2 separate regions of the Homo sapiens genome follow, and region 2 is linked to region 1. Evidence: chromatin loops called from intact Hi-C (ENCODE). Cell type or tissue: endothelial cell of umbilical vein. All regions are shown on one strand. Each heading gives the region's core, and the rest is flanking DNA. Links, peaks and the distances in the headings are about the cores only.

Region 1 (4,403 bases), core at 76-4,075:
TGTTTAAAAAACTGAAACATATTTGTGTAGTACATAAAAATAGATATTAGCAGAAATCTGAAATGTAATTGAAAGCCTTACTGAAGTATAAACTTGGCTGGGTGCGGTGGCTCACTGGCCTGCAATCCCAGCAGTTTGTGGGGCCGAGGTGGGCGGATAGCTTCAGCCCAAGAATTCGAGATCAGCCTGGGCAACATGGTGAAAATCTGTCTCTACAAAAAATACAAAAGTTAGCTGGGCGTGGTTGCCTGTAGTCCCAGCTACTTGGGATCTGAGATGGGAGGATGACTTGAGCCTGGGAAGTTGAGGCTGCAGTGAACCATGTTTGCACCACTGCACTCCAGCCTGTGTGACACAGTGAGACCTTGCCTCAAAAAAAAAAAAAACTTTACATATATACATAAACTTTAAGAGGATGATATAAAAAGATGTTTATTGTTTTAGGATTTTCTTATTCCATTCTACCCAGTGAAATGAATCGTACCATGTTGATCTGTGAATTTAGAGCAAACAAGTCTGTCCCAACAGCAACAACTAAACATCACATGTATAAGGACATCATACTTTATCCATGCTACCACTTGAAGTTGTGTTAGACTGCTAAATGAAGAGAAATGTTTTCAATGTTAGTAAGCTATTAAAAACATTTCATCTTAGCCAAATAACTTGAAGATAGAAAGGGGATTAATGGTGAACAAAATCAAAAGTATTTGTGGTGTATAATATCCCTTTGTAGTTTGGGACATGGCAAGTGAATAGAAAAGCCATTTTTGAACAAACTCAGTGAGTCATTTAGTCCACACTGCTGCTTCCATTCAATATTGCATTAGCCATCTCACTTACCCTAGAACATGCTGCCGCTGAAGCCATTATAAGAGGAGACGTGGATAGAGTCACTAGGGTGAGTTTCCAGCCCTTCACCAAACCAACTGCCAGGCCAATCGAAAAAGTAGACATGTTTTGAAACAACAGAGCAATCTTATCTCCAATACCATCACTGATTTTGTCAATGTCACTGAAACAAGCAAATAAATGTAGTTAGGTCATTTACATGTCACATATGAAAACAAAGCTAACGTACTACAATATCATCCTCTTACTCTGTCATGCGAGTGTTAAGTTCACCGATGTCACAGCTATCAAACCAGCCGATGTCCTGTGCCAAAACTGAATGAAAAAACTGTTTTCGAATCCTCTTGGTCTGTCGTGCTGCAGTTATAATCCACAAGGAAATCTGTATGTAACCAAAAATCAAGGCAGCAACACCTATTCCAACATAATACAGGGTCAACCTGAAGAAAGAGTATTAGAATGTGAGACTGAAGCACAACATTTTTATCTTGTTACACACATAAAAAATCGATCACAGTATTTGATTGAGGAAATTTATGCTAGAACTAGAAAAAGAACTAAAAATAACATGCCATGAGAGTGAAGTGCATTGAATATAATGATCTAGGTTTCCTGGTAAAACATAGAGTGTATCTTTTACATTATTATCAGAAATTAGTATTTTAAAACATTCTTGCTACTTATATCTTCTTTCAGTATTTTTAATACTTTCATATGAAAAAGTTCCATTGAGTCAATCAAGGTAATTGTAGGTGGAACTGGAGGGTAAAAAAATAATGATAGCAGTCAAAAGCATTTGATAAAAAGCTTAAAAACTATACATAGTCAGCCCCAAATTCAACTTAAGGAATTCACCCTAAGGTAATATATACAAAGATTCATCTATATAACTGGTCTTTGCAGCATTTGTAACAATATAGAAAAGCTGAAAACAATCCAAATATTATACAGGAGGAGATCAGATAAGAAATGTAATTATTTAATAAATGTATACTGAGTGCCCACTATGTGTGAGGGTCTAGAGACACAGCCATGAGCAAGATAATAAGTCCTCCAATTCTGGCAGGAGGCAGACAATACACAAGGAGAAAAAAAAATAGGTTTTTCTAGGAAGGAAGTAAACGGGGGATAGGCCACAGAATAACTGGTGAGTAAACATGGGTTGGGAGAGCTAGTGCAGATAAATAGAGTGGTCAAGAAAAGTTTCTGTGAGGAAGTGATATTATAGCTGGGATCCAAAACGTGAAATTAAGCCAGCCATAAAAAGAGCAGGAAGTGCATTCCAGGGAGAGGAAAAATATTTCTCCCAGGAGAGACTGAGTCAGAAAAAAGTTGTTTAGCACATTCCAGAAACAAAAGAAGTCCAAAGTGGTAAGAAATAATGAGGCTGGAGAATTTGGCATATTCTAGGGTTTTTACAGTGCACTGTTCATGTTTTATTCCAGGAGAAGCAGAAGATCTTTGGAAGATCTGAGCATGGGATGGCATTATCTGTTCAACTTTTTAAAAGACCACTCCAGCTTCTCTGTGGAGAACGGATGAAAGCAGAAATAATGGAAGCAGGAAGTTCTGTTAAGAACCTATCGCCCTGGCCAAGGTGAGAAGAATGGGGGCCTGGAGGAGGATCATGGCGGCCTACATGAAAAGAAGCAGATAGATTTTAGGTGTATTTTGGAAACAAAAACTGCCAGACTAATGGACGCCCTGAACAAGAACAACCAACTTTCTCTGCTAGACACATGACGGGGAAGACTGTCAAAGCAAAAAGCTCCATTCCTGCCTCCAATGACACCTATCTTGAAAAAGAAAAGTACTTTCCATTCAGTCCTCTAGATTATGAGAATTTGACCTGCCTGAAGAGCATCAGACTGTACACCCACCTTGAATTAAGTACCTTTCATGATTCTTGCTGAGAAGAGAGAACTTGAACAGCTGTTACAGGTAAGCCCCCGTTTGCCTATGAAGATGTTCTCTCTACTGTGGGGATCTAATCAGTCACAGTCTCCCTCAAGCATACTATAGACCCAGGATGTTCAATTGCCACCTGTTTGCTCTAGCATGGATATTTAGATTTCTTAGTGCTTTATAGTTTATTTGCTTTTTTAAAAAGACGGGATCTGGGTATGTTGCCCAGGCTGTCCTCAAACTCCTAGGCTTAAGGAATCCTCCTGCCTCAGCCTCCTGAGTAGCTGGCACTGATGGTACATAACGCTGGGACTACAGGTGCACACTAGTGTTTTATAGTTTGTGTGTGTGTGTGTGTGTGTGTGTTTTGCAATAATAAAATAATCTTTGTTTAATAGATTCTTCCTGAAAAAAATGCCAATGTATTGGATATGAGGAATGTAGGAAAGAGAGAAATCAAGAATAACTTCTTAGGTTTTGAGTTGAGCAGCTGGTGATGAGGGTATCACTTATAGATGTGAGAGACTGGGACAAAGACAAGATTTGCAGGACATAGAGTTCACATTTAGACTTGTGAAGTCAGAAATGCCTGTTAAACCTCGAAATGGAGATCAAGTAAGAAGCTGAAAATGAGAAATGGAAGCACGAGAGAGGGGGTCTAGGCTGGGGATGTGGATTTGAAAGCAGTAACTTATAGGCAGGTGGTAATTAAAACAAAGGGACTGGCTGAGAACACCCAGGAAGAGGAAGAATTAAGTATAGGAAAAGAAGAGAAGAGGGCCAAGGACTGTTAGTGACTCTGCAAAGATGTTGCTTGGGATGAAGAGAAAGAATCTGCCAAGAGGCCAGTGAGGTAGTTGGAAATCCAGGAGAGTGAAGTACCAAGCAACACGGGAGAGGAAAATACAATTGATGCTCATTATTTGAAAATCCTGTATTTGCAAATCTGCTTCCTTGCTAAAGTTTTTTTTCTAAGTCCCAAGTCAATACTTGTGGTGTTTTCATGGTTATTTATGGACATGCACAGAGTGGCCAAAAATTTGGTTTGCCTGATGCACACGTACTCTGCCTTCTTGTTTCAGCTCTTGTACTGTAAGCAAGTGTTATTTTCGTGGTTTATTTAGTGCCAAGTTTTTCTCATTTTTGTGCTTTTTGTTGATGATTTTGCTATTTGTAATGATTCCCAAGCATCACACTGAACTGATGGCTAGCGCTCCTTAGTGCAAGAAGGCTGTGACGTGCCCTATCTAGAAAACAGGTGTGTCAGATAAGTTTCATTCAGGAGTGAGATATAGTGCTGTTGACCATGAGTTCAATGTTAAAGAATCACCAACACACATTAAATAAGGTGTCTTTAAAAAAAAGCACACATAAAGTGAGGTTGTGTATTATTTGGTTGACGAAAAGTTTGTCACCAGAGGTTCACAGGATCCTAACACTGTATTTCTCCTAAGAGTAATCTTCAGAATTTGATAATTCAATTTTCACAGAAACTTTAATAGAACATTAACTATCATAAATAATTTACTGTATTTTCTAGTAAGAGGGACTATTCAAGGATAGGATGGAACACTACAGGCTTAATACAAATCATCTTGTTGAATTTTTTTTAATGCTGTAGGGAAAAGGTTTGCAACAACCAAATA
Region 2 (4,403 bases), core at 231-4,230, 410 kb after region 1:
AGTGAAGAATAAATGCTAGAGATACTGTGGAGGTAGAATCAAGAAGACTTGGAAAATTTTGCATGTGGAGTAAGACATTGGGGTCAATGATGATGTTCATATGTTAGCTACAGGAGAGAGGAAGACATAATTTTGAGGAAGAAGCTAATTTTATAATAATGTAGTTAATTTCTCCAATGAACATCTAGGTAAAAATTACTAAAAAATATTTGGAAACACAGATCCAAAACTAAAGAATGTTGCTACCTTTTGGATAGACTACTCAAAGGATTTCAAGACATTGTAGAATAATGAAATTTATAAATACAAATTCATCATGAAGTCCAACCATCTATCCCTGAAAACGTGCATAAAAGATAATGGGAAGCTCTAATAAGCTTGAATAAGGATGACTACTCATGCAATGAGCAGTAGAGATTACAAACAACTGGACTGAGATGTAAACTTATTAGTTCACTCTAACTTGAACATCTGGGTACCTTATAGAACACAGGAGTCAGATATAGCCTTCAGAAAATGACAAATTATTATGTGCTTGAGACTTTTAGGATCCTTCCTGATTATGCAAAATTGGGACTAGTAGGAATTATTTATAAGTATAAAAGACATTCATATTCAGGAATAAATGAACAAGGCAAGACAGTGGAGAAATAGACCTAAAAGTGTTTTTGGAATATAAAGATTTATTAGGAAGGAAAGAAAACCTCAAATATGTTTATATTCCAGTAAAATGTGGTCCAATTTTTAGAAATAATAATAGCTAATATTTATGAAGACATTATCACCTGCCGTACACTGCTGTAGGGGCTTTACATGTGTCAACTCTCTTAATCCTTGCAAAATCCTGATGATAGGTTTTATTATTACCAGTTCTTTTGAGATGAGGGAACTGAGGCACACTAAGGACGTAGATCACATGAGTGATGAGCCAGGTTGGAATGCTATGTCAGTGCTCCAGCCTTTAACCATGTGCCATTTAACCTCCTTAACCCTGTGAGAATGTAACGATATTTTTCACATTTGTATAGCAATTTATAGTTCTTAATGCATTATTTCATACTGATGTACAACAAAACTATACTTGGAAAGGATAGAGTGTTATTAAGGGAATTGAGGCTCAGGAAGTTTGCGTTCTGCAAGGTTATACAAGCTATTTTACAGCTTTTCTCTCACATGAGCTTACTTTGAAGGTAAATAATATCAAGCCTAGAAAATACTTAGATCTGAGTAGAGAAGATAAAAAATACAAAGGTAAGCAACCAGAATGTGATATAGGAAATGAAAATTTTACTTCCTACAATAAGCATTAGCCCTAGCAGCCTCCTTAGGGTCTGTTACTGGGGAGGGAGAGCTCCGACTGCCAGACTTCTCCATTGAACGTGTGTCCTCCCTCCACAGTTTGCAGGAAAATAAATGTACTCTATGAGATTAAATTAAGGGAAAGAAGACTCCAGATCATTTCACCCAAAGCCTACTAAGACATAGTGGACAACTCTTTTACACCTCACTGCCCTGTGTAATCTGGCCTTCAGTGTGCTCAGAAAATAGGACCATTTTCCCTTTATTGCTCCAAGAAGTTTTCTGGATAACTTTGTATGGAGATGAAAGAAAATGGCCATCCTTTTTCATAAAATGATTTAATTAATACTGTATCCTTAATGTTATTATGGTTTAGATATCACCAAACAATTGTGGATGAAGATGGAAACTCAGTCATTTATTCAACAAATATTTATCTCTAGTGAAGTGCGGCATTTGAGAATTGACTCTGAAACCAGACAGGGTTCAAATCTTGCCTCTGCCTTTTATTCCCTGTGAGATTGGTCCATGCCACAGTTTTCTTACCTGTAAATAGGGCCTAATAATAAATAGTACCTAGATCACAGAGTTGTTATGAAAATGAGATGCATGACACATAGATTCTACATCAATATTAGGGTATTATCAAGGGCTGCTTGTGTGCCAGGCACTGTTTTAGGGACTGGGAATAAAATAATTATCAAGATAGACAAAGCTCCTAATTTTACATAGCCTGTATTTAGTCATTCTAGTCAGAAAGATAGATAATCAGCAAGCATCAAGTTCAGTATACACTGTGGTTTCAAGTTGTGATCTAAATTGCATAATGGTTGTACATATTCTTATATTCAACAATATGATACTTAGATGGTTATATTAGCTAACTAGCACTTAACAGTTTTCAAGCACCATCCACATCTCTTATAATCATTGCACATATTTATTAGCTCAGCAGTTACTAGGCACATATTATTTTGAATCCTCCTCCAAATTCAGAAGGAGAAGAAATTGAGATTCAGATAAATTCAATAACTTGGTAGGTGGTGGAAGTAAAATCTAAATCCACGTTTGTCTCATTTTGAAGTCCATGCTCTTTCATTGCTCTGTACTGCCTTACAACCATGAGATGTGATGTAACAGAAATTAGATCCTTTTCCAGCTGAGGAAAGTGACTCAGATTGTCTTGGGTCAAGGTCACATAGCTTAGGAAGTGAAAGAGCGGGAGTATGAATCCAGGTTCTTGGATTCCCGTTTCCATTTTTGTTTTTGTTTTTTAACTATAGCAACAGAAAAATTTCACAAACACTTGAAGAATTGAAATACTGCCTAGATGTTCAAAGCACTCAAACTTTACTGTTACTATTCATATTATTTTATGACTTAAATCACATATGCTTTTAAAAATTCTTATCAACTCTGTGTATGAGTCATTTTTGGGGGGAGAAGAGGAAAAGAGGAAGGAAATTTCCCAGAGAGACAATTTTTAAAATAGTGGTTAGGTTCTTAGACTAGCCTATGAACGCCTCCTTAACATTTAGGGGCATGGAAATACAATGTTAATGGAAGTCACCAGTTTCTAATGATTGATTAGTTCTGTTTACTTACATAAGAGGAGTTTTCTTTCTAGGACAATCTGAATCAAAGTAATGGGACCGCTGTTCAGTTGGGAGAGGAAGGATGGATGTCAGTACAGAGAGGAAACACCCTGTTCCTCAGTGGGGCATTCATTATTCTGAGAAGGCTCTCATTGTCATTCTCCTGCAACAATCCCATGACAGCATTAGTGCAGACGTTTCTGACTTTTGTGTGAGACGATAGTCATATTCTCTACAGTTTTTAATTGTTTAAAAATAGCACAACTCTTCTTAAGTTAATGCAGTGATCTGTCAATTCTCCATCCCCAGTCCCTCTGAAAGGGATTATGTATAGAAAGATTATTTGGAAATCACTTTTCAAAGTAGTATTTCTGATACTTCTACAGCCTCAGTGATATTGGGAATATCTTCCAGGAGAGAGATCAACAGACAAATCAGTATCAGCAGCATTAATATAAAAAGAAATCGTGTGGTAGGGCCACAAACTATCCCTGTAAGGCTCTTAAATTGGCCAGAAATCTTCTTCTGCATTATGTGGTTTACCTTTTGGCAATACAAACACGTGTATCCAAATGAGTCCCAGAGCTCTTTTATATTTCAAAACTTTTACTTTCATCTACCCACCAGTGAAAATAAAAGGGACTTTTCTCGGTTGAATTTCTTCTTTGGAATCCTAAAGCATTCCCCTAAAGTGTTTCTGATGCACACAAACCTTATGAAATCACTTTTTTTCCCCCGTTTACTACATGGTTTCTTTTAACCACTTATACAAAACATTTATTTAAAAATATGCAGCATCATGGTTTCCAGTGTATTGGCACATTGATGATTCCAGAAAGAAGACTGATATTAAATATTATCATGCTATGGTAGAAAGAACACTGGATTAAGAGCCCAGTTCATCCACTAAGAAGACTCATCTGACTCCTTTGAGTGCCATTTTGTTGTAGTGCTTCATACATTGTTGTATGTTGCATGTGTCAGGGCTTAGAACAAGATACTCTGGAGTATGGTGCCTTGGCCTGCTGAGTAATTCAAACTGAAGGAGAATGGGAGAGCCTCTGAAGCAATGCCTCCCTGACCTTCTTTGTTTACCCTCTTTCCATTATCCCCAAAGTAGGTCATAGAAACTTGAATTCCTCTCCCTAAAGCAAACCATAAACTCTAGAAAGGTCACTTTCTTTCTGACCTTCCCCTGCTTTTCTGTGTGAACATAGTCATGAAGGAATTCTTGGACCTACCTGGCCTGAAAGTAGGTCTTAAGACCTTCATTCCAGAGGGGTTCTATCCCAGACTTAGGAGGAAGGAGATGCTATACAGAGAGGTCAAGAAGAATCTGAACAAACAGGCCTTTCTGTTCAAACATATTTGTATACCACTGTACATTCTTCATCAAACCCTGGCACAAAAAAATACATGTTTTTCTGTGGGTCTTTTGGTCTTCATTTCTGAAGGCTCCTACTAATTTGTCTTTTATTATAGGAGTGTCAGCCATAATCCTTGTGATGG

Evidence for each region. Peaks named below come from ENCODE experiments on the same cell type or tissue, not always from the same donor. Only the 100,000 strongest peaks of a DNase experiment are listed, where the experiment ranks them.
Region 2: it touches region 1 in a loop (10-fold over the local background); 1 of 110 quality-filtered maps calls a loop at or near these places.

Annotation. Positions count from the first base shown.
Region 1 is chr7:20,640,073-20,644,475 of GRCh38, reverse strand. It overlaps ABCB5 (ATP binding cassette subfamily B member 5), which reads right to left. Exons shown (of 28, transcript NM_001163941.2): 6 at 1,101-1,292; 7 at 844-1,015. Among named protein-coding and RNA genes, the nearest start is that of ABCB5, 27 kb to the right of the region's middle. RefSeq lists an enhancer at 1,792-2,991. In endothelial cell of umbilical vein, for the core only: no CTCF peak of the experiment used is centred there; a DNase peak (open chromatin) is centred at 2,055.
Region 2 is chr7:20,228,443-20,232,845 of GRCh38, reverse strand. No RefSeq gene overlaps it. Among named protein-coding and RNA genes, the nearest start is that of GIRGL, 13 kb to the right of the region's middle. In endothelial cell of umbilical vein, for the core only: no CTCF peak of the experiment used is centred there; a DNase peak (open chromatin) is centred at 2,505; H3K27ac peaks cover 2,071 bases.